Linked DNA regions of Homo sapiens: all the other regions are linked to region 6. The links are chromatin contacts, found by Hi-C or POLR2A ChIA-PET in ENCODE. All regions are on one chromosome and are shown on one strand. Each heading gives the region's core, a stretch centred on a gene start or an enhancer-like site at or near the end of the contact. The rest is flanking DNA. Distances are from core to core; before and after follow the strand shown. Region 1 holds the start of TNFRSF13C (TNF receptor superfamily member 13C). Region 2 overlaps MEI1 (meiotic double-stranded break formation protein 1). Region 3 overlaps SREBF2 (sterol regulatory element binding transcription factor 2). Region 4 holds the start of XRCC6 (X-ray repair cross complementing 6). Region 5 holds the start of SREBF2 (sterol regulatory element binding transcription factor 2). Region 6 holds the start of POLDIP3 (DNA polymerase delta interacting protein 3). Region 7 holds the start of CCDC134 (coiled-coil domain containing 134).

Region 1 (4,070 bases), core at 993-3,492, 690 kb after region 6:
TCCGCCCACACCTTCCTGCCTGGGAGCTGCTGGCCCATGTACAGGGGATGGAGAGGGTGGGCCAGCGCCCACCAGTCAGGGCTGGCTGACTGGGGTTCTTTGTGAACCTTCAGGGTCTCCCAAGCTGGAAACCTGGGGGTCGGCCTTGCTCCCCTCACTCCATGGCCAGCCGCTGCATCATCCCCTGCCCTGGGCCACCTGCCCTGGACGTGGGCCACAGTGCCAGAGAGAGGGACCCTTGCAGGTACAGCTCAGAATCTCCCTCCTACCCAGACACCCCCAGGTTCTGTACTGCCCCGGGACTGGTGCCCTGCCCATCCGCAGCCCGGATGCTCCCTCCTCCCTCCCAGCATCCCCTGTGGCAGTGGCCATGCCTGCCCCCAGAGCAGCTCAGGCTCCCCTTTCATCTCTCCAAGCCTTAGCCCCTGCAGCCCTCCGCCTGGAGTGTTTGCCTCCCCCTCGCTGCTGCTCAGGGTCTCCCTCTGCCCCCAGGCTCCCTCCCCAGCCCCTGAGTTTCTCCTCTCACTGTGCTTCCCCAGCCCTGAGTGCTTAGGGGTCTGGGTGGCATGTGTGGCATTTAACCCCATGCTCTCTGCTGAGCCCTGAGCTCCCAGAGTTCCCTCCAGCCCTGGCCCTGGGGAGGGGGTAGCATGTGACCAGGAGGGCGGAGGGGCTTGTGTGTGTTTCTGAGACGCAGTCTGAGAGAGACACGGGTGACAGACAGTTGGGGACCCCAAACACTGGGGAGCAGAGATAGACAGGAGGGGCCCGCAGTGAGACACAGAGGTGAGCAGGAGAGGACACATAGCCCTGGAGAAAAGGAGCAGGTGTGGGCGGGCTTCCCTCCACTGCAGTCACAGTTCCCTCACTCATAGGCAGATCTTCCTGGGTCCTCCCTGCACAAAGCCCCAGTGGCTCCCTCGTGTCCCCCAGCCACAGTCCAAGCTCCCTAATGTGCTAGATAAGGCCCCAGTCCAGCCTTTCGGTCCCAGCACTCCCTGGACTTCCTGTTTGGGCCTCCAAGCCTTTGCTCCCCTTTGGCCTTCACCCCCATCTGCTCCCTAGACCTCAGTCCATCTGGCAAACACTTCACCATCGCCCTCTCCATGAAGCCTTCCGGCCCACCTTCCAGGATGACGTGAGCTGGTGCCCTTGCTGCGAGGCTGTCTTCCCCCATCAGCACAAGTGTGAGATTCCCTCAGGGCAGACCCACATGCTACTTGGGCCTGGTACAAGTGTCTGATGTCAGGCTGGGCACTGTGGCTTCACACCTATAATCCCAGCACTTTGGGAGGCCGAGGAGGGCGGATCACCTGAGGTCAGGAGTTCGAGACCAGCCTGGCCAAATGGTGAAACCCCACCTCTACTAAAAATACAAAAATTAGCCGGGCATGGTGGTGCATGCCTGTAATCCCAGTTACTCGGGAGGCTGAGGCAGGAGAATCGCTTGAATCTGGGAGGCAGAGGTTGCAGTGAGCCGAGATTGCACCACTGCACAGAGCCAGACTCTTTTTCAAAAAAAAAAAAAAAAAAAGCAGGTGTCTGATATCCCCAACCAGCTCTGTCCAGGAAGGGCAGGAAGAGAGGAGGAGACAGGTGGGTTGGGGGAGATGGCAGGGGAGCACTCGGGGTCATGGAGAGGCTTTGGCTAGACGGAGCAGAGGAACCACTCAGGGTCTGTGTCCTGGCTGCGGGGTCCATCCCCCTCCCTACCCAAGAGGAGGCTCTGGTCTGCCCCCAGACACCTCCCAGCACCCAGCAGAGGGCCCACCCAGGCGGTGCTGGTTGAGGGGCTGAATTGGGGAACCACAGGTAGAAAGAGAGGCCAGGCCGGGTGCGGTGGCTCACGCCTGTAATCCTAGCACTTTGGGAGGCCGAGGCAGGTGGATCACGAGGTCAGGAGTTCAAAACCAGTCTGACCAAGATGGTGAAACCCCGTCTCTACTAAAAATACAAAAATTAGCCGGGCGTGGCAGTGGGCGCCTACAATCTCAGCTACTCGGGAGGCTGAGGCAGAGAATTGTTTGAACCCGGGAGGCAGAGCTTGCAGTGAGCCGAGATAGCGCCATTGCACTCCAGCCTGGGCGACAGAGCGAGACTCCGTCTCAAAAAAAAAAAAAGAAAAGAAAGGGGGGCCCCAGGCGAGCTCGGTCCCACCCAGCAGGCGGGGGCGGGGCAGGGCAGAGTGCTCCCCCCGCCCCCCGCTTCCTCCCCGAGGGCCCCGGAGCCCAGCTCAGCCTCAGTCCCCGCAGCTTGTGCGGCGGCGTCGGCACCATGAGGCGAGGGCCCCGGAGCCTGCGGGGCAGGGACGCGCCAGCCCCCACGCCCTGCGTCCCGGCCGAGTGCTTCGACCTGCTGGTCCGCCACTGCGTGGCCTGCGGGCTCCTGCGCACGCCGCGGCCGAAACCGGGTAAGGGGGACCCACGGGGCGCGCGGCGCCGGCAGCTGCGGGGAGAACGGGGCCCCGATCGCCAGGGCGCAGGCAGAGCCCCGACCCCCGGGGGCGCCGAGGGCTGAAAGGACCCTGTGGGCAGGGCCTGGAGGGGCCCGCGATCACCGCGTGGCCCTCACCGCCGCCTCTCTCCCTCCCCTTGTCCACCGCCCCCCGGCTGTCCCTCCCCTCCCCGGCCAGCCTCGCCCCCCTCCGCCCCTCCCCGTCCCCGCTCCTCCCTCCCCTCGGCCCCCTGGCCTCCCTCCCTGTCCCCTCCCGAAGCAGCCGGGGCCAGCAGCCCTGCGCCCAGGACGGCGCTGCAGCCGCAGGAGTCGGTGGGCGCGGGGGCCGGCGAGGCGGCGCTGCCCCTGCCCGGGCTGCTCTTTGGCGCCCCCGCGCTGCTGGGCCTGGCACTGGTCCTGGCGCTGGTCCTGGTGGGTCTGGTGAGCTGGAGGCGGCGACAGCGGCGGCTTCGCGGCGCGTCCTCCGCAGAGGCCCCCGACGGAGACAAGGACGGTGAGTTCCGTGTGTAGGGGAACCAGTCTGAGCGGGGCGCAGGGGCTGGGGTGTCGGGACGGTCTAGGGGGAGATGCATGGCCCCTGAGGGGGAGAGAAGGGCTTTAAGGGGAAACGGAGACAGAGTGGAAAAGAGTTTGCGCTGAGGAGCTCAGGCTGGGGAGGGAGACATAGTCCTGCCCCTGAGACCCTGGTCGGAGCCAGGAACAGCTCTGCCCTGACAGACCCCAGTGTGAGGAAGAGACAGGTTGCAGGAAGGGGGCCCCGTCTGAGGGAGGAGTCTGTCCTGCCCTTTGGGAGTCTAACGGAGCTTGGTTCCCCCATAAATCCCTGAAGAGTTTGCCAGACTGAGCCCCAGCTCCCCAACTCCCTGCCCTGCCAGCTCCCCACTGGCCAGGCCTCTGGACTCAGGGTCAGCCAGGTGCCACCCCTCCCCACCCTGCATTGGGCTTCATTTGACGGAGGACTGCCCCTCCAGAGGAGTCTTCTAGGGGAGGGAGGGAAGGCTGTGACTGAGTACGGAGCCTCTACCCCCTCTGCCTGCAGCCCCAGAGCCCCTGGACAAGGTCATCATTCTGTCTCCGGGAATCTCTGATGCCACAGCTCCTGCCTGGCCTCCTCCTGGGGAAGACCCAGGAACCACCCCACCTGGCCACAGTGTCCCTGTGCCAGCCACAGAGCTGGGCTCCACTGAACTGGTGACCACCAAGACGGCCGGCCCTGAGCAACAATAGCAGGGAGCCGGCAGGAGGTGGCCCCTGCCCTCCCTCTGGACCCCCAGCCAGGGGCTTGGAAATCAAATTCAGCTCTTCACTCCAGCATGCACATGCCCTCTTTCTGGGACCAGGCTAACTCTGCAGAAGCACAGACACTACAGACCACAGCATTCAGCCCCCATGGAGTTTGGTGTGCTTGCCTTTGGCTTCAGACCTCACCATCTTTGACAGCCCTTGAAGGTGGTAGCCCAGCTCCTGTTCCTGTGCCTTCAAAAGGCTGGGGCACTATGAGTAAAAGACCGCTTTTAAAATGGGGAAGGCACCATTAAGCCAAAATGAATCTGAAAAAAGACCAAGTGGGAGGATGCCTAATTTGTAGTTGGGTGGTTTTTTGTGTTTGTTTGATT
Region 2 (4,002 bases), core at 1,204-3,703, 830 kb after region 6:
TTTCTTTAAAAAATAAAATAAAATCCTGGCTTTGCTACCTGTCAGCTGTATGGCCTTGGGCAAGTTACTGCACCTCTCTCAGCATGCCTGACTTTCTTCATCTATGAAATTAAGACAAGCCGGGCACAGTGGCTCACGCCTATAATCCCAGCACTTCGGGATGCTGAGGTGGGTGGATCACCTGAGGTGAGGAGTTCAAGACCAGCCTGACCAACTTGGAGAAACCCCGTCTCTACTAAAAATACAAAATTAGCTGGGTGTGGTGGCAGATGCCTGTAATCCCAGCTACTAGGGAGGCTGAGGCAAGAGAATCGCTTGAACCCAGGAGGCAGAGGTTGCGGTGAGCCGAGATCACACCATTGCACTCCAGCCTGGGCAACTAGAGCAAAACTTTGTCTGAAAAAATAAAATAACAGGGAACTCTGTGTATGTGTGTCGGGGGTGAGGGGGGGTGTTATATGGGAACTCTCTGTACTACCTGCACCATTTTTCTATAAATCTAAAACTGTCCTAAAAATGAAGTCTATTAATAATAAACAAAACAGACAAAAAAAAGGTATGGCAATGTGAAGGAGCATAGCTGACTGGGAGAAGCACAAATGCCTGGCCAGAGGACAGGGAAGGTGGGTGGGAATGGCAGAAAGTAAGGCTGCAGAGGGCCAGGCCTAGAGGAGGACAAAAAGGCTGCTGAAGGAGCTTGGGCAGAAGGGGTGTGAGGACAGACTGTGGCTGCAATGATAGGACATGCAGAGGAGGGAAGAGGCGGGTGGCCAGGAGACTGTAACTAGGTCACATTAGTGGGGAGGACGAATGATCAGGCCTGAGTTAGGGCACTGGAGGTAGCTAGGAGCAGGTAATTGCCTAGGTGTGAGCTGAGGGCCAGGGCAGAGCCAAGGACAAAATGCAAGTTTTCTCCTAGGCAGGTGACTGCAGACAGCTGGATGAGCCCAGCAGCCTCACACGGAAAATTAGGAAAGGTTTCTGTCCTAAACCAACCACAGGCAACAACCTGCAGGATTTGCCAGAGCATAGATTTGCCACAGCTTGTTGCCCCTCTAGAGGCCAAAGTTTAAAACTCATGTCACTTCTGTGTGCCCATCACTAGATTGGCACAGTATTGGGCGCAGTGTGAGGATACCACAGAGGCTAGCAGATGGTTTCCATGAGAAGTAGCCCACAGAGGAGCTCACGCAGGGCACTGTGATGACAAGGCCCTACAAGAGGGAGGGGCTGAGGGGAAGGAGGTGCTCTGTGGATAAGTCCACTGCTCTCCTCTTCCCTGCATCACCTTCTCGAACAGTAATAATGACAGTTAACCATGTGTGGCATTCCACGGCTTGCCATGCTGCACTTTAAGGTCGCAGGCTGGCTTCTGCCTCCCCGTCTGGTCTTTTCTGCTCCATTCATTCCCCACCTTCTCATCACACAGAGCACCTCACCACTCCCCAAATATACAGAGCATGTCCTGAATTTGTGCAGCTTCATGCCTTTGCTCATATTGTTCTCTCTACTTGGAATGCCTTCTCCCACTATCTTTGCTGAGTACAATCTTATCCTTAAAGACTACAAGTTCCCTAAGGGTAGGACACATGCTATATTCATTTTTTATTCCTCTGTGCCAAGAATAGAGCCTGGAGTGTAGGTAAACCTTATGTGTTAAGTGGATTAATATGAAACAACCTCACAACAATCCTGAGATGTTTTCCCCATTTTGTAGGAAAGGAAACTGAGCTCAGAAAGGGTAAATACCTTGCCAAGGTCACACAGCTAATAAGCCCCCAGAGCTGGGACCAGAACTCAGGATCTTCAACACTCCTTTGAGTGCCACCCCATGCCTCAAAGCCACAGGAGTTAAAGACTAACCTGCAAACTGCCCTTGTGCTGCTGGGCAGAGAAGGAGGCAGTGAGCAGCCAGGCAGAGCAGAGGAGTGCAGTCCTGGGAGAATCTGCCTTTGCCAAGGTGAGGGCCAGCATCTTCTCCAGAAGCTCCATCAGGCCTGTGCTGCTCAGGAGCACTGCAGCAGCTGTCGGGGGTGGGCAAGGCAGGGCCCACAGGAGTTACAGAGGAGCTTCAGCTAAGTGCCACTATGGTGCTTAGCACCTGATTGGGGCTTCACAAACAAACAGAGGATCATCCTGAGGCTCTAAGGGTCCCAGCTTCATAACAGAAGCTCAGGTTATTAGAGCCAGAAAGGACCTTATGACCACCAGCCACACACACAACCCTATTTGTTTTTTTAAGATGAAAAAGTTGAGATACAGAGGACCACAGACTGCCCAGCACTCTTCACTGTCCCAGCCCGGGCCCCTGCACCTCTTTTCTGACTGCTGGGTGTGGTCTGATGAAGGCTCCAATACAGGAAGTTGAAGGAGGGCTGCAGGATGTCCACGTCAGTGGGGCTGCACTTCCCACACAGCTTGCTTACTGCAAGAGATGAAAGTCCCCAGTCGGCCTGTCGCAAAACACTCACACTTGTCATAGGTGGTAGCCTGCGACTGGCTATTTCAGATGTCAGTCTTGGGGAGCAAGCACAAACTAAGTATCCCTGATATTACAACCAATGGAAAGAAACACAGTGACAAACCTTAAGGCACATTCACACCCTCCATCTAGACAAACATCAGGCAAGCAGCCTACAGCTGCACATCACAGAAAGACTTTAGGATTTCAAAGGGATCCATCCTGTGAACATCGTCACCACCTTCCCAAGGGAACTTTAACAGTCGAATGAAGTGCAGTTCCCTGCACTTGCCACATCCCCTCTCTCACATCACTTCATTTAGCTAACTCCTCTTGTCCCCGTCAGCAATCAAGATTCAGCTCAGGCCTCCGCAGTGGCTTACGCCTGTAATCCCAACACTTTGGGAGGCAGAGGCAGGCAGATTGCTTGAGCCCAGGAGTTCAAGACCAACCTGGGCAATGTGGTGAGACCCCGTCTCTCCACAAAAAAATACAAAAAATTAGCTGGGCATGGTGGCACACACTGGTAGTCCCAGCTACTCGAGAGGCTGAGGTGGAAGGATCGCCTGAGCCCGAGAGGTAGAGGCTGCAGTGAGCAGTTATCATGCTATTATACTTCAACCTGGGTGACAGAGTGAGACCCTGTCTCAAAAAAAAAAAAAAAAAGAAAAGAAAAAAATTCAGCTCAAAGTTCATCTCCCCCTTGAAGCCTTCCTTAACCTCTCAAGGCAAGATTAGATGTGCTTCTGCATTCTCCCAGGCCTCATCAGTGCAACATTACACTGTAGATATCTATAGAACATATCCCTTTACTCTTGGGAACTCCCACTTCCCATCTCCCTATCCCCATCCTAATATGAAACCTACCTACAGCTCCATTCACTTTTTGGCAGCCACATCACACCCTGACTTCGGTGCTCACCCAGACAAGCAGGTCTCAGCTCCCTCCCACACCAGTACCTCCACCCCGAACCACAGTCCTCTACTCTCTGCTGTCATATAGAAGTGCTCAAGGATTATATGTAAATGTCCTATTACATTTCATGTGTGGGTTTCAGCCTGTTACTCCCTGTCAGAGGCTCTTCTGAAGGCTGAGTTTGTCACACACAGATCCCCCTCCTAGCTTAGTGTCAGCCTTGATCTCACAGACAGGCTGGTGATGACTGGCACCAGGCTGAGGCCATCTGCAATGCGTCCCCAGTGGCCTTTTTTTGAATCTGACACTGATGTTCTCATGAGGTGGACTGGGCTCCAGGCAGGGAAGATGCCCCATCTTCACCTGTGGCTACAGGAGCTGGGGGGTCCACAAACACTGAAGACATGTCATTTTTCCTATTCATTTCAACCTTCCCTCAGCAAATCTTCCTGCAGGTGCTGCCTGTGAAGTGATGGCAGCATCATGAGTTGAGAAACCGAGGAGGTTTGGGGTGTGGGTAAGAAAAAAGCCTGGAGAACTGTGAACTGGATCATCAGATCTGAGTCAATTGTAGGATGAGCTGGAGAGCTGACCTTGTGCCAGGAAAAAAGGAATCTGCATGAAT
Region 3 (3,875 bases), core at 967-3,466, 760 kb after region 6:
TAGCTGGGCGTGGTGGCGGGCGCCTGTAGTCCCAGCTACTTGGGCGGTTGAGGCAGGAGAATGGCGAGAACCTGGGAGGCGGAGCTTGCACCGAGATTGCGCCACTGCACTCCAGCCTGGGTGACAGAGCGAGACTCCGTCTCAAAAAAAAAAAAAAAAAAAAAAAAAAAAAGAATCACCATATCCTAGCCTTGGAACCTGGGGCAAGTTTTACCTCTTTCAGCTGCAGTTTTTCTCAACTGTACATTGTGGCTAACAATTACAGCTAACTCACGGATTGATGAGATAACTCATGTGGAATCTATGGCACCATGCCTGGCACTTAGTATTAGCTAGTACACATTATTCATAGTGGGTTTTTTTTTTTTGACACTTTTGCTTTAACTCTTACTTTGAAAATGTGAATTTGTTCAAATGCATCAGATACATCCAGAAACAATCTGAGCATAATATAAATTTTGCATTTGCTTATGCATGAGAAAAACACTAGGAAGTGCAGAAAACCATATTCGGCTGAAATGAGCCATGCAGGAATGCACAAAATGTGCACACACATACACAGGCACCTTAAACATCTACCAGCTTCATCAGGTCACTGCATGTGTTATGAATCACATTCATCACATTGATGTCAGAACTTTCCATTGGACTTCAGACAGCCCTCCTTCCACCACTTCCTGATAACTCCCAAGCTGTAACCTAATGACACTTACTTCCCACAAGCAAACCTCAGGTGTTTTTCAAGCCAAAGTGCCTTTTCATTGTGGTATTTATATATTTCTTAGTTTTTCTGGTCTATAAAACTGTGTGACTGTTTTATTAGGTCCCCCCACTTTTTTTTTTTTTTTTGAGACGGAGTCTTGCTCTGTCGCCCAGGCTGGAGTGCAGTGGCGGGATCTCGGCTCACTGCAACCTCCACCTCCTGGGTTCAAGCACTTCTCCTGCCTCAGCCTCCTGAGTAGCTGGGATTACAGGCGCCCGCCACCACGCCCAGTAGAGACGGGGTTTCACCATGTTGGTCAGGCTGGTCTCGAACCCCTGACCTCGTGATCCACCCGCCTCAGCCTTCCAAAGTGCTGGGATTACAGGTGTGAGCCACTGTGCCCGGCAGGTCCCTATCTTTTTTAAAAAATAAATCTTTTCCTTTTTTTGGTCACCTATGAGATTTTTTATTGTTGTGATCCTTAACCCTCCATTTCACAGTAAGTTCTGGGTTTCTGTTTTAGAGACAGGGTCTTACTCTGTCACCCAGGCTGGAGTGCAGTGATGTGATCATAGCTCACTGTGGCCTCTACCTCCTGGGCTTAAGGGATCCTCCACTGCAGCCTCTTGGGTAGCTGGGAGTACAGGCACACACCACCATGTCCAGATAATTTTTATTTTTTATTTGTAAGAGAGACTGGGTCTTGCTTTGTTGCCCAGGCTGGTCTTGAACTCCCTGCCTCATGCGATCCTCCCACCTTAGCCTCCTGATTACAAGCATGAGCCAACATGCCCACTCCGTGTTTTTTACTGCATGATTTCGCATGGCATGATTTTTAGAAATGCACATGATGAACTATAGCAGAACTGACTATACACCATTTTTACATTGTATAGTGAAATTACATGGCTTCTGTGTAACGCTTAAGAAAAACCCTCATCCTCAAGATCAGAGGAATAGTCACCTAAACTTTCTTCATTTGTACTTTTCGTTCATTTTATCTTTCATATTAGAGCTGCCCAACAAGTACAAGAACATGGAAATAATAATGGTGTGTGATGTGTGTAGGCCACTGAAAATGAGATGGACCACACCAGTGAGGGAGGTAAATGCAAAATCTAATTCCCAACAAGTATCCTGATTGAATGTACAGAACTGTTTCATCATAATGATCCTATCTCCCCACCCACAATGTTTTTTTCTAATAATTATTTAAAAAACCAAATGTAGACTAGTAACAAACCTGAAGATCAATATGAGATAACCATTTCTCCATTCTACTATTTGTGATCATCACTGCTTTCTCCAGGACCTAAAACATCAGTTACCCACACTCTAGTCACCCAGAGGAGCAGCTGAGGAACTGGGCTCTTTCAACCACATCCTTCAACTGAGAAGCCCTAAAATGCAAGCAATAATATAGGGAACAAAGGGAAGGTTTTAACAGGCAAACCGCTATCTAAAAATCACTCCACTCAAACACCAGGGGGCACATCAGAGCACAGGGACGGTATCATGTCCTTCAAGGGGTTTCTGGGTCACCTTCCTGCGAAGAGTCTGGAGGAGGTGTTGAATGACACAGGATGGCAAGCTGGTGACTCAAGCATCCTATATTTTAAGCAACAGATGAGTGAACTCTTTTACTGGCAAAGAAACCACAAAGAAAAATTGGGTGGAGAGGTGCGGATTCTCAAATGCTTGTTTTGTAATACACACAAAGGTGTCATATATTCCTTTGCATATACCGAATATTACATAATAAAATAAAACAATTCAGAATGAGAAGAAAAAGGAATCATGAAGGAAACCCAAAGGAATTCTCAAATGGTCTTCTGGTCTTCTCTGTCTAGTGCTCTCTCTCCCCGCCTCTCATGGCAGCCCTGGAGGGACTCAGCTCTGCAGGAAAAAGCAGTGGAAGTCCAGGCTTTTCTGGCCCACTATAGCAGGGGACCTGAGCCAGCTCTCATAGTTTGAACAGGAGAGGGATCTGCAGCTCCACTTTCCATTGCTCTTTCTTTTTCCTCCTGCCTTAAGTTCACTCAAGTCTCCTTCCTTAGCATCATGGATTTACCTCTTCACTCCCGTCCACACTCTGCCTTAATTTCAACCATAGCCTCCTACCCAGTGACGAACATCTTCTTTGAGTATCTTGTTCATCCAACAGCCTTTTAAATCAAATCAAATTCTTTTTTTTTTTTTTTTGAGACAGAGTCTTGCTCTGTTGCCCAGGCTGGAGTGCAGTGGCATGATCTCAGCTCACTGCAACTTCTGTCTCCCAGGTTCAAGCAACTCTCCTGTCTCAGCCTCCCATGTAGCCGGGATTACAGCCGCCTGCCACCACGCCCAGCTAATTTTTGTATTTTTAGTAGAGACTTCGTGTTGGCCAGGCTGGTCTTGAACTCCTGACCTTAGGTGATCCACCTGCCTCAGCCTCCCAAAGTGCTGGGATTATAGGCATAAGCCACCGTGCCCGGCCCTTAATCAAATCAAATTCTTTAACACAAGCTTCCAAGCTTCCTATGAACTGCTCCCTTCTGTTCCAAAGGTTTTCACTTCCCACCCACTTTAGTTCATCATCCACCCTGGAAAAGTACTCACTCCCTCTTCTGCACATGCCTTTGAGGGGTGGGGTAGGGCAATCTTTCTTTGAATGTAAGTGCCATGTCTTCTCTTTTCTACTTGTGACCACCCTCTTCCTTTCTCCAAACTCTGAATTTCACAATTCTACTTCAAAACTATTTAAAATTACTTTTACCAGGGACTCTTTTCCACCTCAGATGATCTAGTCATCTTTTAGTTCTTGAACTCAATTGTGATTTATTTTGTTAAAGAAAATTATTGGCCAGGTGTGGTGGCACATGCCTGTAATCCCAGCACTTTGAGAGGCTGAGGTGGCCAGATCGCTCAAGTTCAGGAGTTTGAGACCAGCTTGGGCAACATAGCGAGACTCCATCTCTACAAAAAATACAAACTTTAGCAGGGGGCATGGTGGCACGCACCTGTAGGCCCAGCTACTCGGCAGGCTGAGGTGGGAGGATTGCTTAAGCCTGGGAGGTGAAGGTTGCAGTGAGCAGAGTTTGTGCCACTGTACTCCAACCTGGGTGACAGACCAAGACCATGTCTCAAGAAAACAGGAAAGAAAAATTAACTAAAACTTGGAAATAAGACCAAA
Region 4 (3,993 bases), core at 750-3,249, 990 kb after region 6:
ACCAGCCTGATCAACATAGCAAGATCCTGTCTCTACAAAAAATTAAGAAATTATTGGGAGTTGGCGGCACTTGTAGTCCCAGCTACTGAGGTAGCTGAAGCAGGAGGATCACTTGAGCCCGGGAGTTTGAGGTTACAGTGAGCTACGATGATCTCACCACTGCACTCCAGCCTGTCTCTATTAAAAAATTAAAAAATATATATATTTCATTAGGAAATAAATATTGAAAGATACTTGAAAGAAAAATACAAAAATGTCAAAATGCTGGTAGTGGTTGTGTTAGAGTGGTAGATTATAGCAAATTTTTTTCTTTTTTGTATTTCCTATGTTTCTCACTTTTTTTTTTTTCCTGAGAGAGTCTCATTCTGTCACCCAGGCTGGAATGCAGTGGCGCCATCTCGGCTCACTGCAAGCTCCACCTCCCAGGTTCGCACCATTCTCCTGCCTCAGCCTCCCGAGCAGCTGGGACTACAGGCGACCGCCACCACGCCCGGCTAATTTTTTGTATTTTTTTTTTAGTACAGACGGGGTTTCACCGTGTTAACCAGGATGGTCTTGATCTCCTGACATCGTGATCCGCCCGCCTCGGCCTCCCAAAGTGCTGGGATTACAGGCTTGAGACACCGCGCCTGGCCGTTTCTCATTTTTAATAAAAATATTCAAAATTTTTCTGCTCAGGAGTTAAATTAACCAGTATGAAGATTACATGTACCCCTATTTCTCTTCCTTTGTTTTATGTGTTACTGTGTTGCCTGCACATACACTCCCAAACGTGGAGGCTATAGTGAGGGAATCAATCACTTTCCTGTAACTGTGTTGCTTGCGTTTATTCTTTGGTTGGTGTAGTTATTGCAGGGTGGGGGCATTTTTACACTGAGGTCCTGGAATGGTAACACTACTTTCCTGGATGAGAAGGGTCTCACCTGAACCACTTAAGATGACAAAAAATACCTATGGTCATGGCCATTTATCAGGGACCAAAAGATGTCAAACTACCAGTGTCCAAAAAAAACTTAGGGCACACTAGAGTAAGATCTGCATATAAGAGCCTAGGGTAGCTCTGCGAAGTTCAAAGGAAGAAAAGAATTTCAGAATTATCTGGGAGGAGAAGGGCAGGCCATCAAACAGCAAAGTCCATCCAGCAGAGATAGGCAGGGAAGGTCTTTCTTCCACACACCGAATGGCACTACATGCTGAAGTCACTTACCACTTGCTTCAAGGTTCTCTTCTTGTTCTTCCTCTGCTTCTTCATCGCCCTCGGTTTTGTAATATGACTCCCACCCTGACATGTTGGCTACTGCTCACTAGGCGAAAGACGTTAACGTCAGTAACAGGCAAATTTAAATCGAAAAAATACCGACCTCTAGGTTCTTGTGAGATCTGTTCTAAAAGCTTGGTTAGTAGTGAGGAATGTGGACGGTAAATCCTGCTGCCTCGAAAGCTCGGCAGTCGGACTGCATGTAAATGCGCATGGGGGCCATCCCAGTAGCTGCCTCATCTCAGCTATCCCTCACGTTTCAGGGCCGGCGGCGGCCCGCGGAAGCCAGATCCCGGAGGTCCCGCCCCCGACGCCATTTAGACGGTGAGGGATTCCCGCTCCAGGATTCTATGCTGACTAACGGACCCCCTCGTCCTCAATACCGCCCAAAAACCTCCCCAAATTCCTCAATCACGCCCAATGAGATCTCAAACGCAGACAGGCCTCAAGCGCAGGCGGGCCGCAAGCGCAGGCGGGCCTCAAACGCAGGCGGGCCTCAAACGCGAGGTGCCGCCTCCTTCCCGAGGAAGGAGCGTGGTCTCGAGTCTGTCGCTGCTCCTCGGATTCGCACACTTAAGGCTAACGCTAACCCTCTAGCAAGGCTATGGGGGCGCGCGAGACCGACCGAGCGAAGCGGGACGAGGCCAGGCCTAGCTGGCGAACAACACAAATGGATAACGGCCCGCTTACCTTTGGCGCAGGGAAGCGACCAACTTGGACAGAAGACGACAATCCACGCATGCGCGGGCCCTGTACTCGGTCCCAATCAACGCCCTCTACGTCATCACGCATGTGCGCACTATATCGCGTCAGGCTGGCACGCACACTCCCCAACCAGCTTCTACCTATGTCCCTGACGAAAGCCAACCCATCAGCGAGAGCCCCGCCCCCTTCGGCAAAGCCCCGCCCCTTCCTACGTCAGGACTGTAAGCACATGCGCAAAAGTGCATCCCTGCCCCCGCCCCCTCTTCCGTGTGGGCCCTCCCTGTCCCCTCTCTGTCACCTCACAGTAGTCGTTGCCGGTAGCGGGTGTGGGGGCGCGAGCAGCGCAGGGCGGCCTCTCCCCCACCCCTCAGCCCGGGCCCGGGCTCGGTCCCCCCCTCTCCCTCCGCTTCGCACTCCCGTCGGGTACGGGAAGGTCCAAGCCGCTGCCGGGTGCCCGAGGGCCGTCGTGGCCGCCGTCGCCACGGGTCCCAATGGAGCCGCCGAATCTCTATCCGGTGAAGCTCTACGTGTACGACCTGTCCAAAGGCCTGGCCCGGCGGCTCAGCCCCATCATGCTGGGTGAGGGGGAAGGGGCCAGGTGGGCAGGAGGGCGGGAGCCAGGCCAGAGGGTGGCGGCTGGCCGAGGTGGGGAGACTTGGGCCACGACTCACGGGGAGACACATGGCCAGGAGGATGGAAGAAAAGCCGAGTGGAGAAGAGAGTGGTCTGAAGTTTGGGCCATCTGAGCCCCGCTTTAGCCTCGCAGATACCATCCTCACGTTTGAATTCAAGGGGAAGGGATGGAGGAGTCATGCCTCCACCTTGCAGGGGGCTTGGGCAGAAACCGAGCCCTCGAGAGCCCCTTCGACGAGGGTGTGGGGTAAACCAGCGCTGGATCCCGGCGGGTTCTCTGCCTCGCTCGGGTAGCCCAGTGCACTCCTGCCTCCTTGGCGCGGTGTAGGAAAGGTGAGGATGCCTGCCGCGCGGTGCCCCTCGTGGTGACAGAGACACTGCGGAGGTCGGGTGGCTCTCGGAGAACCTTGTCTCAGTGCCAAAAGGAAGCTCCCTTTGCAGTCCCAGGGATAGGTGGGATGGGGGAGATAGAGCTGCCTAGGGACCCAGCCATCGCCCCCAGGTAGGTCAAGTCAGGATAAGAGGAGCCCCGAACTCCAGAATTCACCAAGCAGTCTTCTCCCCACAGTTTCTAAGTTAATTGCTTTTGCTCAAATGGCAAGAAAGCAGTTTTGGGGGAAGTTTGGATGAGGCTGTGTGAATAAGGATTAGTAAAGAAAGTATTTCGGTTGTGCTCCATTAAACTACTTAACTGGCAGGAGAAAAACCAGCCCTCATTCAGTGACGATCACACCTTATTTCAACTTAAATACAGGAATGTCTTGTGTAACACAGGAATTGTCAGGTTTGTAATTTCGGGTAACAATGAGCAGGAAAGAATTCCAATTATTGAAAATTGAAGCTTTGACAGCATCCATTTGAATGGCTAGTTTTTCCTGGCTTCTGTGGAGACACTGGCGAATGATTTAGTTCATCTCTGTGAGACGAGGGGGCAGAGATCAAGTAAGGGAGGCTACTTTTGAGGGCATCCTTCAATGTCCTTGAGTTTCTAATATGTCGTAGTGAATTGAACTTAATCTCACAACCGTGGGTCCATGAGTTGTTTCTATATTTGGCTTCACATCAAAATCATCTAGGGTGCTTGTTAAAAATGCAGATACCCTCATTTCCAACATATATTGTAAATGAGATTAGAAAAAACAAGGTTAGAATAGCTCTTTAAATATGCAAATCAAAGGATATATATGTGCTTGCTTAGGCAAATAATTATCCGTAAGGATACACAAGAAATTGATAACAGCAGTAGCTTATGGAAAGGGGAACTTGATGCCAGGGGAACAGGGGTAGAAGAGAAACTTTGCTGTAAACTGTTTCTTACCTCTGGACCTGTGTATTACATACACATAATATCTATTTAAAATGAGAAAATTTTAATTATATGGATTCTAAGGCTTCAC
Region 5 (4,248 bases), core at 1,716-4,215, 780 kb after region 6:
GGGATCAAACCTAATGGACCTATGAAGCCACTGAACCACTGTGGTAGTTTCCAGAGGGTGGTAGTTTCCATTTTATTCAGAAATCTGTGGGGATAAAGACAGTATTAACCACTAGGTAATTTAAACTCATTACAAATTAAGACAGGGTCGGGTACAGTGGCTCATGCCAGTAATCCCAGCACTTTGGGAGGCCAAGACAGGAGGACTGCATGTGCCTGGAAGTTGAAGACTAGCCTGGGCAACACAGTGAGACTGGCTCTACCATATATATATAAATTAGCTAGGTGTGGTGGCACATGCCTTAGTCCTAACTACTCGGGAAGCTGAGCTGGGAGGATTGCTTAAGCCCAAGAGTTCAAGGCTGCAGTGAGCTATGATTGTGCCACTGCACTCCAGCCTGGGCAACAGCCAGACACTGTCTCTAAAAAAAATTAGGTGGCTCGGCCAGGCACGGTGGCTCGGCCAGGTACAGTGGCTCATGCCTGTAATCTCAGCACTTTAGGAGGCCAAGGTGGGCGGATCACCTGAGGTTGGGAGTTGGAGACCAGCCCGACCAACATGGAGAAACCCTGTCTCTACTAAAAATACAAAATTAGCCGGGCGTGGTGGCGCATGCCTGTAATCCCAGCTACTCGGGAGGCTGAGACAGGAGAATCGCCTGAACTCGGGAGGTGGAGGTTGCGGTGAGCCGAGATCGCGCCATTGCACTCCAGCCTGGGCAACAATAGCGAAACTCCATCTCAAAAAAAAAAAAAAAAAATTTAGGTGGCTCACACCTGTAATCCTAGCACTTTGGGAGGCCAAGGCAGGAGGATCATTTGAGCCTAAGAGTTTGTGCTATGATTGTGCCACTGCATTCCAGCCTGGGTGACAGAATGAGACCCTGTCTCAAAAAATAACTAAATAAATAAAAATTTAAATTTAAAAATCAGATAAACAAAATAAGACAAATAGGAATTGATCATGGAATAGGAATGCAAAATGCACATGAATTTCTTTCTGTGCCCTTGCAGGTAGGCAGCTATAGACATACAGTACTTTCTACTGGCTGTGTAATCTTCAGTAAATTAATGAACCACCCTGGGCCTCACTTTCAGGATCAGTGAGAGGGAGATGACAAGTATAACAGTTCTCTCTACCTGACAGGGTTGTTAGGAAGATTGAGAACATTAACGTGTATAACTGTTTAACACCGTCTGGCACAGAAGTTCTCAAAACATGTTAGCTGCCCTTGCTATGTTCCCAACCCCCACCTACCCCATCCCCCATTTGTTAACCCATTTCTGTATTTAGAAGCACTTAGCAAAGAGTCTGTGGTTAGAACTGGGGCTTCAATTAAGGGTCTTATCACACTGCCCACATGACCAAAATGGAAATCAAGGACAAACCAAGGGGAGAAATATTACAAAAGCAAAATGGGAAAATGGCAAACAGATCCTTTTCAATTAGCTGCTGCATTTATCTCTTCCCCCAAAAGAGAATCTTCTGCTGCTTCTGCTTCTTCATCTGCACAACGGGGATGTAGCCATCATACATGCCTGCAAGGCTGTAGTGAGATCCTGGACATGAAAGCATTCTGAAAACTGAAAAGTACAATGCACCTGTGTTTCTGCCTAAGCTCTCTAAGGTGAGTGGCCTTAGATAAGTCAACATCTCCTGGCCTCGGCTTCTTTAATTACCGTATTAAAATAGAGGTAATAAGAGTATCTCACAGGATTGTTGTGAGGAAGAAGTGAAATAATACAAAGCATTTTGGGGCCTAAACATAAGAGTGCAACTATCCAGTTAATAAGATTACTAGCCTAGTCAACTGGACTCTTTCTTGAAAGGAGGGGTATAAAAAAACCAATACTGGCCAAGGAACTGCAAGAACTAGGCTCTAACCAGCTGGGTGACCTTGAGCAAGCCGCTGACCCTCTCCAAATCGTTGTTCCCGTGGTCGCAAAATTAGTATTTTAAGAGTGGATCCCTGGGCTCCTACCAGCTCTTCCACTCCGCTGTTAAGGCGCTGGAACAAAGGCCACCCGCTCCCCAGCCCGTACCCGAGGGGCCACAACTCAAAATTTCTTCTGCTCAATTCCCCTTGCAGCGTGACAGCAGGAGCGCCCGGGTCTCCATCCCGGAGAGATGTGTCCACACTCCGCCGCCACTGCTCTCTTCATCAGCAACTTGCTTCTGCAGTCGCTGCCCAAAGTTTCGCGGAGCACCCGGCGACCTGGCCGTCGGTCAATCCTGAGAAGCCCAGGGATTCGGGGCGCGGAGACTGGGGGCTGGGCCCCGGGAATCCCAAAGACGTCCCCGCGGCCAGGAAGGGAGTGACAGGTGCGACGCGCGGTCGCGGGCGGCGGGAGAGCGGACCACGGAAACCGCGTGTGGGCGCGCGAGGGAGGCGGCGGCCACGCGCTCTCCTTAGGCCGCTCCCTGAGACGCCCCCGCGACGTCCCTAGCCCCGCGCTCTGGAACCCGCGACCCTCGCGCCGCTTTCGGCCCCGCGGCGCCCCAGATCCCACGGCCTCCCGGAGCGGCGCAGCTGGGTCGGGCTCACGCTCGCAGCGCCGGAAGGGTTGAGGACCGCCGGGGGCACCGTGCGCACGGGGTTCTTCCCGCGCGAACCGGGGCTGTCGGGGGGTGGGCGCACGCGCACCCGGGCGCGCCGCCGTAACCCCTTCCTCCCCGCGCGGCCCCCGCACTCCCACCCACCCACCACTCACCGTCGATGTCTCCCAGGGTCAGCTCGTCGCCCAGCTCCGTGAGGGTCTCCATGGTCTCCAGACCACCCAGCTCGCCGCTGTCGTCCATCGCCCGGCTCAGCGCAGAAGCCCCCCCTGCCGTCCCGCTCAGGGAGACGCGGGGGCGGTGCCGTCGCCACCGCCCATGACACCCGACAACCCCCGCCCGGCACCGCCTCACCGACGGGTGCCACCCGCCGCCATGTTTGCGTTGCGCCCGGGCGCCGCACAGAAAGGGCGGGGCGGGATTCCCCCGCCCCAGCCCGCGCCCCCTGCGGCCCCGCCTCCAGGCCGCGCGCCCCCCTGTTTGTTGTCAATGGGACCAGGCTCATCTCAGCCAATGGGCGAGCGAAGCGGTGCGTGGGGTGATGGCGCGTCATCGATCAGCAGCTCAGATTTGCATAGTGAGGTCCCTCCCCCCGCGGCCTCGGAGCGAATGCCTGGAGTAGCCGTCCGGTCATCATCTTAACCTTCTCCGCCTTGTTTAAAGGAGCCGCTGCCTTCTCCGTTGGATCTGCGCCACACGCAAGTCCGTCCACTGGCCTGGGAGTGAAGGGTTAACAGGCCACCCTCCACCTGCGACCGCTGGCCGCCTCCAGGCCTGGCTGGGAGCACATTACGTCATCTTCCCAGCTGCCTACCCCCGCCCTGCCCGCCTGAGAAAGCCAGCGGAGTCAAACCTGGACCCCAGCGCTCGGGACGGGAGTCCGGGTCATCCAAGTCCCGCTTCTCCCAGCCTCCTTACAAAGGCGGGCACGGAGGCTTGACAAGGTTGCAGATTGTCCCAGGGCGGTCAGGATTTTACGTCTTCTGCTTTGCACCCGCCGTGACCTCGCGCTTACTCCAGTGGTCCTCAATCTCTGGCACCTCGGAACCACTGAGGACCTGAAAACCACGCCAGTGCCCAGGCCCACCGACGGCCTCCTGAGAGGGGGGCCCCGGGCACGAGTTTTTTGAAAAAGTTCCACCGGGATTCTGAAGTGCAGCCCACCCACTCCTTCAAGCACCTCACTGCCCCATCTTGCAGCTGGTCGTGTTGTAAACTTCTAGGAATTTATCCAAAGGAATAAAAATTACAAGTGCTTAAAGAAGTGCTGTAACTAGGAAGAAGTGAGAATAAGGAAATGAATATGTAAATTACATCCACACGATGGAATACCATGGGATCATTAAAAATTACGCACACAAATGTATATTTATTAGCAAGAAAAGGCGTTCACAATATATTGATAAAAGGGAAAAGTTGAAGTTTCCTGCCAGTTTGTGAGAGGCAGCTGTTGCTTAGTGATCAATAATTAAGAACACACAGGCTGTGTGGAGGCAGACACATGGATCCACTAATTCACTGTGACCTTGGGTTAATTGTTCTAAGCCTCAGTTTAGTCATCTCTAAAATGGGGATAAAATAGCATCCCTCATAGCTGTGGTTAAGTGAGATTATTTGCACATTCAATTGACAATATTTATTGAACATCTCTGTGGCAGGGAAACAAATGGTTCCTGCCCTCTGAGAGCTTCC
Region 6 (4,145 bases), core at 1,490-3,989:
TCGCATTTTCCATTCTGTCTCTGGCCACCTCACTACCTACAGTGGCAGGAAAAGGAATCTCAGACCCAAAATGGCCTTCACACTGTGGCGGGGGACTGCTAGCAATGGACACGCGTTAGGTTTCATCCTCATTTCTGTCCCTGTCTGAGGCTGAAAGGCACAGGATTTGAACACAGGCCTGCCTGAGCCCACAAGAGGCTGCCTCCTGGGAAAGGGGACGTGGGAAAAGGGGATCAATTGGACCCGATTCCCACCCTCTCCAGGTCTGTTTCCCCATTCAGAAAATGGGAGAGGGCTCTAAGGCAGCGATTCTCCATACAGACTCGACACCTTTATTTATTATTTTTGGGACGGAGTCTCGCTCTGTCTCCCAGGCTGGAGTGCAGTGACATGATCTTGGCTCCCTGCAGCCTCTGCCTCCCAGGTTCAAGCGGTTCTATTGCCTCAGTCTCCGGAATACCTGGGGATTACAGGCGTGCACCACCACACCGGCTAATTTGTTTGTATTTTTAGTAGAGATGGGGTTTCACCATGTTGGTCAGACTGGTCTGAAACTCCTGACCTCAGGTGACCCACCCTCCTCGGCCTCCCAAAGTGCTGGGATCACAGGTGTGAGCCACCATGCCTGGCCAACACCTTTAAAATAACAGTTGTAACGGGCCCTTTACGCTGCAGAATTCACAGGCAGTATCACCTACCTATACGAAGAATTTTAAAAATCAACACAGCTCTAAATGAGTTGTAAAAGAACAAGAAAGGAGGCCGGGTGCTGTGTCTCATGCTTGTAATCCCAGCACTTTGGGAGGCCGAAGCAGGTGGATCACCTGAGGTCAGGAGTTCGAGACCAGCCTGGCCAACATTGTGAAACCCCCGTCTCTACTAAAAATACAAAAATTAGCCGGGCGTGGTGGCGTGCGCCTGTAATCCCAGCTACTCGGGTGGCTGAGACAGGAGAATCGCTTGAACCCGGGAGGCGGAGGCTGTGGTGAGCTGAGATTGTGCCACTGCACTCCAGCCTGGGCGACAGAGCGAGACACCGTCTCAAAAATAAAAATAAAATTGTCCTCCGCATCTGCCCTACACTGCCCAGCTGACCCCACTGGCCAGCCTGTCCTCCTCCCACCTCTTGCGCGTTCCTCCTGGCACGCCTGGAAGGGAGGAAAGGCTTAATGGTCCCGTTCTATGGGTGAGGAAAAGAGGTCTGGGAAGGAGCCCGGCGTGGTGGGGCGGGCCTGTAATCCCAGCTACTCAGGAGGCTGAGGCAGGAGGATTGCAGGATCGCTCTTACCCAGTTTCTTTCTTTCTTTCTTTTTTTTTTTTTTTTGAAACGGAGTCTTGCTCTGTCGCCTAGGCTGGAGTGCAATGGCGCGATCTCGGCTCACCGCAACCTCCGCCTCCCGAGTTCAAGCGATTCTTCTGCCTCAGGCTCCTGAGTAGGTGGGATTTCAGGCCGTGCCACCGCGCCCGGCTAATTTTTTTCTTTCTTTTTTTTTTTTTCAGTAGAGACGGGGTTTCTCCGTGTTGGCCAGGCTGGTCTCGACCTCCTGACTTCAGGTGATCCACCCGCCTCAGCCTCCCAAAGTGCTGAGATTACAGACATGAGCCACCGCTCCTGGCCTCTTACCCAGTTTCTGCACGGAGCTCCTGATGCCTGATGGCCAAGAGGACATAACCCCACCTGTTCTAAGGGCATGGAGTGTATTTTTAGAGTGATTGGACAAAATATGTGCCGAACACCTACGTCAGGTCTGGCGCATGCTGGAGGCTGGGGTTATATCAATGCAAAAGCCATTCCCTGTATTTAACACGTAAATGAATTAGTCTCTTTAACTCTCCCAACGCCCTATAAATTATTTGCTCCATTTTACATATTAAACGCTGTCACGAACTGAGCTGCTGTGTGAGGCCGGGGCCGGACTTATCTTTCTGAAGCACAGAGAAGCGGTTATACGCAGAAGTTTGGGAGAACTGGGTAAGGCCGCACACATGGAAATTGCCAGTTTCGTGGGTCCCAACGTCAATACTGTGGGCAACCTTAGACCGGCTCAAAGCGCAGCTGGGGACGGTGATGAAGTGCAGAGCGTCCACAGCCAGCGACAAGACTGCCAAGCAACTGGCAGCCTGAGTAACGGAGAAAACAACGAAAAAAACGCATTCACCACCTACCAACAAGAAACAAAAAACACGACCACCCCACAGTCAGTCTACTTTTTAGGCGTGAATAAGGTCGGGCAGATCGCAACTCCCAGGCATCCCGCAAAGTAGGCGGGTCACCTTGAGGGCGACCTTTACCCGCTCAAAAATTCGTCTCACATTAGCAGTGAGGATTCGGGCGTCACCCCGAATCGTTATTTTCCTTACTCATAAGTTTAAGGCATAAGGACGTTTTTAGTTTATTTCCTAGGTAATGAATTCTATTCTCATTAGGCGTATGATGACTATCGTAGTTGACTGTTGAGGTCATGATCCAGTTCCATTGAAGTTTGTCTCACTTGTTAATAATGTATTTTGTTGCTTTTCATTTAATTTTTTCCCTCGAGGAAAATAAATAATTCATAATGTGCCGAACTTCCGTATGCAGATGAGCAGCCAGCACCGCGAAGGCTCACGGGGAACGTCCCCGCCCCTTCCGGTTCTTGCCTGCTTTGAGCTGGCTGTCGCGAGAGTTGGTCCGCGGACGCCGGAAGTAGTTCGTCGCTCCCTAGCGGCCGAAGGGGCGGGCTCGCGGGGTCTCGACTGCTTTCGGCTTGCTCGGCGGAGCAAGATGGCGGACATCTCCCTGGACGAACTCATCAGGAAGCGCGGGGCGGCGGCGAAAGGACGGTGAGAGGCCTTTCCTTTCTTCGGGGTTTAGGGTCCTCGGCCTAGTGGAGCTCGAGGCGGGGGAGGTAGCGATCCGGGAGCGACGCGGAGGACCGGGTGCGCCCGCCCCCGACCACAGCCGCGCTCCTCATTGGCCGGCTGCCGCCGTCCCCGCCGTGGCCCCGACCGCCCGCCCACTGGCCGAGGCGCAGTCCCTCTGGCGGCCCTGGGAGGCCGACGGGGCCGCGGCGGGGACAGGGTGCCGCCTCGTGGACCTGAGGGGCTGCCCCCTGGGGCCCCCGCGTTCCGGGGTCCTGGGGTCTCGGCGGCGCAGCCTCCTTGCCTGTGTGGACTGGCATTTGGGCCCCGCTCCGTGATCTCGGCGCTGCCTGGTCTCCACCCATCTTAGAGTTGAGACAACCGAAGTTTAGTAGCGGGGAAGTGACTTGCTCCGACCGCCGAAGCTGAGGCGCAAGCCCAAATCCCCCTGCACGCGGCCCCTGTTAACACTCGCCTCTCTTTGTGCGGCGTTTTAAGTTTTCTGAGCCCTTTCATATACACGATGCCTCATTTAATCTTTTACAGTCCTGTTGTCTGCTAGCTATTCATGTTACCCACCTTTTACTGATGGGGAACTTGAGGCTGGAAGTGGTAGAGTGACTTGCCCGAGGCCACGGAGAACTGAGCGGCGGGCTGAGCGCGATTTAATTGCTGGCTGAGTTGGCCTCCTACATGGGCTTGAAAAACTGGTGTGTTGGGCAGGAGATTGGTTATTTCCTTAGGGAGAAGAAAGTGCTTGAGCTGGCTGAGGAGCCATGGAGGTGATTTGCAGTCATGTCTCCCAAACTTCCCCTAGACCCTTAAATGTTGTTAGTCATTTCAAGCCTTCGTGAGCTGAGTTCATCTGTATGAAGAAGTGAGAACTTTGCCCAATAGTTTCCCAACACACATTAAGTTTAAATGTCTTTGTAAATAGCCAGGATGTAAATATGTTAGATATTGTTTTCTCAGACATTTGTTCTCTCAGCAGATGTTTATTTTTATTTTTATGTTTTTTTTGAGACGGGGTGTTGCTCTGTCGCCCAGGCTGGAGTGCAGTGGTGCCATCTCGGCTCACTGCAACCTCCGCCTCCCCGGTTCCAGCGATTCTCCTGCCTCAGCCTCCCAAGTAGCAGGGACTACAGGTGTGCACCACCACGCCCGGCTAATTTTTGTATTTTTAGTAGAGATGGAAGTTTCACTGTGTTGGTCAGGCTGGTTTCGAACTCCTGACCTCAGGTGATCCTCCCGCCTCGGCCTCCTAAAGTGCTGGGATTACAGGCGTGAGCCACCGGCCCGGCCAT
Region 7 (4,293 bases), core at 1,313-3,812, 810 kb after region 6:
CCCACGCTGGAGTGCAGCGGTACAATCATAGCTCCCTATAACCTGAAACTCCTGGGCTTAAGTGATCCTCTACCCAACTGACTCCCGCACACTCCCCAACCAATGCCCAGATAACTTTTTTTTTTTGAGACGGAGTTTCGCTCTTGTTGCCCAGGCTGGAGTGCAATGGTGCGATCTCGGCTCACCGCAACCTCCACTTCCCAGGTTCAAGCGATTCTCCTGCCTCAGCCTCCCTAGTAGCTGGGATTACAGGCATGTGCCACCACGCCCGGCTAATTTTTGTATTTTATTTTATTTATTTTTTATTTTTTTATTTTTTATTTTTTTGAGACAGAGTCTTGCTCTGTCGCCCAGGCTGGAGTGCAGTGGTGCGATCTCGGTTCACTGCAAGCTCTGCCTCCTGGGTTCACGCCATTCTCCTGCCTCAGCCTCCCAAGTAGCTGGGACTACAGGCACCTGCCACCACGCCCGGCTAATTTTTTGTATTTTTAGTTGAGATGGGGTTTCACCGTGTTAGCCAGGATGGTCTCGATCTCCTCACCTCATGATCCGCCTGCCTCGGCCTCCCAAAGCGCTGGGATTACAGGTGTGAGCCACCGCGCCCGGATGTTATTTATATATATTTTTGTATTTTAGTAGAGACGGGTTTCTTCATGTTGGTCAGGCTGGTCTCGAACTCTCAACCTCAGGTGATCCGCCCGCCTTGGCGGTTGCCCAGGCTGGTCTTGAACTTCTGGACTCAAGTGATACTCCCTCCTTGACCTCCCAAAGTACTGGGATTACAGACGTGAGCCCCTGCTCCCAACCACTACAAGGGTTTTGACACTGACTCCTAGTCACCAGTCTCCAACTGGAGACTCCTAGTCTCCAACATGGCAAGAGACCAACAACCCAAGATAGGTCCGTCCCAGCACTGAGGGACCTAACTACAGGATGACTGATCAGTAAAGTTTTTGGAGAAAGATCTTGACCAAAAGGGGGAAATATGAAAGTTGTTAGAATCAAAACAGAGTCGTTTGTGTTAAAAACTCTGACAAATTTAAAGCATGATTCTCCAATGGGAAAAAACAAGAACAACAACTCTGACAAATAAAACCGAGGAAGGTTGTGAAAAGAGGGTTCTTATGCACAAATGACTGATAACAAGATCACAAAAAATGCAAAAACCACAACCCTGCACAAAGGCCACTGCAAACTTACACAGAAAAATCTTTCTGTGAGGACATCTGCCCTGCAACTGCCTGTCCAACCTCAGACTAGCACCACTCTTGCTATTCATCCTTGTAGCCAAGGATAACTATCTCAAAATAATCATGTAATCCTCATTTTTCCTTTTCAAAACCTTTGTCTTCCTTTACCTCCCCAAATACGTACACAGGTTACTATGGCACACATATTGTCACTACAATGTCTATTCCCAAGTAAACATCATTTTTTTAGAGTCTCTCACTCTGCTATTTAGGTTGACAGTACCTACCACACTCTAGGCACTGTTCTAGAGGCGGGAATACAGCAATAAATAAGCAAAAATCTCTGCACTCATGGTACTTGTCTCTAGTAGGGATAAGAGTTGATCAATAAACTTGTAAAATAAGCACAGAGGGATGAGAGGGTGTCGGTCAGGTACAAGATTACATAAAGTGGTCAGGAGAGGTCTCACACTCAGATTACAACTCCCCAATGTTACCAATGTGAAATCAAGGCACAGAAAAATGAGGTGACTGCCCAAAGTCACACAGCTATTCCCAGGCTGAACCAAGTGTCTGTTTGGCTCTAAGTCCAGTGCTCTGTCTTCTGACTCTTTGTAAATGAGCACAGGCTACCTGAGATCAGAGCTGGCTACTGAACTACCAGGACACCTGCCCCAGGGGAGAGATGCTCAGTTACAGACAGTGAGGGGCTGCAGAGATCATCCGGAGAACCCCCTACCCCCAAGCAGACGAGATAAGTGAAACCTAGAGAAGGAATAGTCCAAGTTCACCCAGGACCCTCCACATTCCACCTCCTGCTCCAAACTCAAGGGAACCAGAACCAGGCTAGGGCAAAACTTTAGGGGCCAAGGAGAATACCAGACAGCTGGCAATGACTGAAGCAGGTAGTGGGAAAGAAAAGCCAGAACAGCAGCCTGCGGGACAGGTCCTGCTTTCTCTACTGTTAAACTCACTTTTTCAGCCTCTCAATCCCGATCCTGCCGTATGCGTCACCCGGAGCTCCTCCTGGCTCAGCATGAGGCTCTGAACTCCTGCAGAGGTACCAGGTAGTGGCGGGCCTTGAGCCAGCTACCGGGGTCGGGGGCCCAGGTGGTTGACCCCGAGCCTTCGGAGCTCCCGGAGGAGGGAGCGAGCCTTCTCAAGGAACAGAGGCGTCCAGGTCCACGAAACTCCCTCCCCACCACCTGCAGCCGGTTCGAGGCCCTCGGTTCTCTCATTATCCTTCCCGGGAACCTGCAGCCCGCGGCCCCTACAGCCACCTACCTGGCCAGTCGGTGCAGGAAGGGCAGGTGGCCGAGTCCTGTGCGAGCAGCTAGGCTCGAAGGTCCAACAGGCTAACAGCAAAGCAACTGAAAGCGGGAGCAAACGGCTAGCAACCGAGCGCAGACCGCCGAGCTCCGTCCCGCCCACCGCGCTGCTCCCGGCCAATGAGCGCGAGCCGCCACTGCGGGGCTCCGCTAGCCTCACTTCCGGCCCCGCTCCACCGCCCCTGCCTGCCCCTCCAGGCTCTGGCGTGCCTCCAGCGCGCTGTGGGCACCATCCTCGTCCTGTCCCTCCTGCGGGCCCTGGGTACGTGGCCCTGGATTTAGCTTGTGTTGGAGGAAGTTAAATCTGTGGGTGGGGTCTGTGCCCAATTTAAGGCGTGAATCAGCAAACTGGGGTCCCAGCTCCTGTCGGCCGGGCGACCTTCTGCGCGCCCTCCCTGAAACTGTGTCGTCGTCTGTGGCCGAGTTTTTAAACTTTAGATCGCAACGTGAGTTTAGTGGGCGGTGACTAGCACTTTTGTTCTTCTTTAAGGACCTCAGAGACTCAGTGCAGGATTCGGGCATCCCCTCCTTGCCCCTCCGGTCCACCAACTAATAAGCCAAGTGCGGCGGGGGCTTCCTCGTCCGTTCGTTAGGCCGAGTGCAGCCCCACTTTTGCGCAGGATCAGGACAGTCAGACCCGAGAAGGCAGCGTGGCGTGGCCATCTCCGGGCCCGGGGCCCCTGCCGGGCGGGAAGGGAGCTGGAGGCCCGGTCTGGGCTGAGCTCCCCAGAACAGGCGCAGGGCAGGCACTGTCGAGCGCAGACCTCATGCCGGGGACCAAGCTGGACATGCATTCCCAGGATCTACCCACGAGGGTGCATAAACACCAGTTCTGATGACGGCTGTACGGGAAGGGACAGAGGTGACCTACTTTAGCCAGACAAGGGCTGAGGCTGGGACAGTTTCGTTCTGATAGGAAAGCTGAGAATTTGACCCTCCTTGCCTGGAAAGTTTACCTCTATCCACCTCCACGTGAGGCGAGGGAGCAGGTCAAGTGCCTCTGGGAGCTGTTGAATCGCAGCAGCCCCAACCCCTAGGCCTTTCTCTGCCCTGCCAGCCCCAGGATGGCCTGACTGGTGTTCTCTGAGTACAGCTGAGGCACCCAGCTGACTCCTTGAATGCTGTTACAAGAACAAATCCTGTCCCGTCCCTCCTTCCCTGAGGAGGCCATCAGTCTCCTTGCTGAAACAATCCCTTATCCAACTGGCTGAGAAACCAGCTCCTGGTAGACAAGGTAGTACAGTGTTTTTGGAGAGCTCGCGCAGGTATGTGAGTGTATCATTTTATTTCCTTATTCTATTTCAACAATAGAGTATATGGCTCCATATGAATAGCTTCAGCTGTCATCCATTTCCCCAACAATTATGCCCTTTGTCTCCAGGTCTCATTCTCTCTCCACTTCTGGGCCTTCAAGTCCTGAGGATCAGTTTCTGATGTGGGACAGGGATACAGCCACCCCTCCCAGGCAGCTGGCAGCAAAACATGAGAGGAAAACAGCAGAGAAGTGGGGCCAACCATGGGGGCATCACACTTCCAGAGCCCAAAACAGTCAAGAATGGTCAGGCAAGAACAGAAGTGCTCCTGAGAATAGTGGGATGGATTCTGAAATTGGGTCCTGAACACCTGGGCTAGGTAGTTGCTATTCAACAGGGAACTATTGCACGGAAGGGGCAAGGAAGAGAGCCAGGGAGGCAGCCAGAGGGGTGCAGAGGAAGCAAACTACCCTCACACACACCTCTGGACTGCAGTATCTCTGGACTGCAGTGTCTCTGGGT

The links. A loop is a pair of places that touch in the nucleus more often than their neighbours do. ChIA-PET counts read pairs that join two places held with the same protein, here RNA polymerase II (POLR2A). Pooled maps may share reads with other maps.
Region 1: a pooled map shows a loop between it and region 6 (5-fold over the local background). The contact joins the promoter of TNFRSF13C here to the promoter of POLDIP3 in region 6. A Hi-C loop is called at or near these places in 1 of 37 single-sample maps with no recorded cell type and 2 of 50 pooled maps. POLR2A ChIA-PET finds 5 or more read pairs at or near these places in 1 of 52 experiments (activated CD4-positive, alpha-beta T cell).
Region 2: a pooled map shows a loop between it and region 6 (12-fold over the local background). The contact joins the enhancer-like site here to the promoter of POLDIP3 in region 6. A Hi-C loop is called at or near these places in 6 of 50 pooled maps. POLR2A ChIA-PET finds 5 or more read pairs at or near these places in 6 of 52 experiments (CD4-positive, alpha-beta T cell, CD4-positive, alpha-beta memory T cell, activated CD4-positive, alpha-beta T cell and 2 more).
Region 3: a pooled map shows a loop between it and region 6 (6-fold over the local background). The contact joins the enhancer-like site here to the promoter of POLDIP3 in region 6. A Hi-C loop is called at or near these places in 1 of 37 single-sample maps with no recorded cell type and 5 of 50 pooled maps. POLR2A ChIA-PET finds 5 or more read pairs at or near these places in 1 of 52 experiments (activated naive CD4-positive, alpha-beta T cell).
Region 4: a loop to region 6 is called in a map of CD8-positive, alpha-beta T cell, with 13 times the contacts of the local background. The contact joins the promoter of XRCC6 here to the promoter of POLDIP3 in region 6. A Hi-C loop is called at or near these places in 2 of 168 maps with a recorded cell type or tissue (CD14-positive monocyte and CD8-positive, alpha-beta T cell), 1 of 37 single-sample maps with no recorded cell type and 9 of 50 pooled maps. POLR2A ChIA-PET finds 5 or more read pairs at or near these places in 4 of 52 experiments (CD4-positive, alpha-beta T cell, WTC11, activated CD4-positive, alpha-beta T cell and 1 more).
Region 5: a pooled map shows a loop between it and region 6 (39-fold over the local background). The contact joins the promoter of SREBF2 here to the promoter of POLDIP3 in region 6. A Hi-C loop is called at or near these places in 1 of 37 single-sample maps with no recorded cell type and 11 of 50 pooled maps. POLR2A ChIA-PET finds 5 or more read pairs at or near these places in 5 of 52 experiments (AG04449, CD4-positive, alpha-beta T cell, activated B cell and 2 more).
Region 7: a pooled map shows a loop between it and region 6 (5-fold over the local background). The contact joins the promoter of CCDC134 here to the promoter of POLDIP3 in region 6. A Hi-C loop is called at or near these places in 1 of 50 pooled maps. POLR2A ChIA-PET finds 5 or more read pairs at or near these places in 4 of 52 experiments (CD4-positive, alpha-beta T cell, CD8-positive, alpha-beta memory T cell, activated CD4-positive, alpha-beta T cell and 1 more).

Annotation. Positions count from the first base shown.
Region 1 is chr22:41,924,978-41,929,047 of GRCh38, reverse strand. It overlaps TNFRSF13C (TNF receptor superfamily member 13C), which reads left to right and starts at 2,242. Exons shown (of 3, transcript NM_052945.4): 1 at 2,242-2,410; 2 at 2,717-2,947; 3 at 3,494-4,070. The coding sequence starts at 2,275. The coding sequence ends at 3,681. It also overlaps a transcript of CENPM not described here. RefSeq lists enhancers at 1-243, 387-456, 3,014-3,513, 3,514-4,015 and a silencer at 2,182-2,921.
Region 2 is chr22:41,779,707-41,783,708 of GRCh38, reverse strand. MEI1 (meiotic double-stranded break formation protein 1) reads right to left here. Exons shown (of 31, transcript NM_152513.4): 23 at 2,315-2,425; 24 at 1,864-2,024. Among named protein-coding and RNA genes, the nearest start is that of CCDC134, 19 kb to the left of the region's middle. RefSeq lists enhancers at 2,034-2,083, 2,234-2,333, 2,344-2,393. Within about 2 kb of position 2,453, at least 12 of the 41 ENCODE cell types and tissues checked have a DNase peak (open chromatin) inside an H3K27ac peak, as active enhancers do; they include CD4-positive, alpha-beta T cell, where a contact is called at or near this core.
Region 3 is chr22:41,856,097-41,859,971 of GRCh38, reverse strand. All of the region lies in intron 1 of SREBF2 (sterol regulatory element binding transcription factor 2), which reads right to left. Among named protein-coding and RNA genes, the nearest start is that of SREBF2-AS1, 23 kb to the right of the region's middle. Within about 2 kb of position 2,216, at least 9 of the 41 ENCODE cell types and tissues checked have a DNase peak (open chromatin) inside an H3K27ac peak, as active enhancers do.
Region 4 is chr22:41,619,301-41,623,293 of GRCh38, reverse strand. It overlaps XRCC6 (X-ray repair cross complementing 6), which reads right to left and starts at 1,999. Exons shown (of 13, transcript NM_001469.5): 1 at 1,949-1,999; 2 at 1,208-1,304. The coding sequence starts at 1,289. It overlaps DESI1 (desumoylating isopeptidase 1), which reads left to right and starts at 2,251. Exons shown (of 6, transcript NM_015704.3): 1 at 2,251-2,542. The coding sequence starts at 2,455. RefSeq lists a silencer at 2,231-2,500 and an enhancer at 2,232-2,833.
Region 5 is chr22:41,831,822-41,836,069 of GRCh38, reverse strand. SREBF2 (sterol regulatory element binding transcription factor 2) reads right to left here and starts at 2,965. Exons shown (of 19, transcript NM_004599.4): 1 at 2,712-2,965. The coding sequence starts at 2,799. CCDC134 (coiled-coil domain containing 134) reads right to left here. Exons shown (of 7, transcript NM_024821.5): 7 at 3,906-4,248. SREBF2-AS1 (SREBF2 antisense RNA 1) reads left to right here and starts at 1,405. Exons shown (of 2, transcript NR_157279.2): 1 at 1,405-1,627; 2 at 2,090-4,248. RefSeq lists enhancers at 48-547, 548-1,049, 2,840-3,496, 3,102-3,611 and silencers at 2,272-2,661, 2,722-3,061.
Region 6 is chr22:42,613,477-42,617,621 of GRCh38, reverse strand. It overlaps POLDIP3 (DNA polymerase delta interacting protein 3), which reads left to right and starts at 2,739. Exons shown (of 9, transcript NM_032311.5): 1 at 2,739-2,823. The coding sequence starts at 2,765. It overlaps RNU12 (RNA, U12 small nuclear), which reads right to left and starts at 2,378; the gene lies at 2,229-2,378. LOC124905127 (a long non-coding RNA gene) reads left to right here and starts at 2,843. Exons shown (of 2, transcript XR_007068118.1): 1 at 2,843-4,145. RefSeq lists enhancers at 1,752-1,881, 2,532-2,591, 2,672-2,851, 2,344-2,887, 2,888-3,431 and 1 more and silencers at 2,322-2,381, 2,922-3,251.
Region 7 is chr22:41,798,948-41,803,240 of GRCh38, reverse strand. It overlaps CCDC134 (coiled-coil domain containing 134), which reads right to left and starts at 2,562. Exons shown (of 7, transcript NM_024821.5): 1 at 2,475-2,562. MEI1 (meiotic double-stranded break formation protein 1) reads right to left here. Exons shown (of 31, transcript NM_152513.4): 31 at 3,787-3,987. The coding sequence ends at 3,942. RefSeq lists silencers at 2,540-2,599, 3,190-3,279 and enhancers at 2,750-2,829, 2,900-2,979, 2,755-3,741.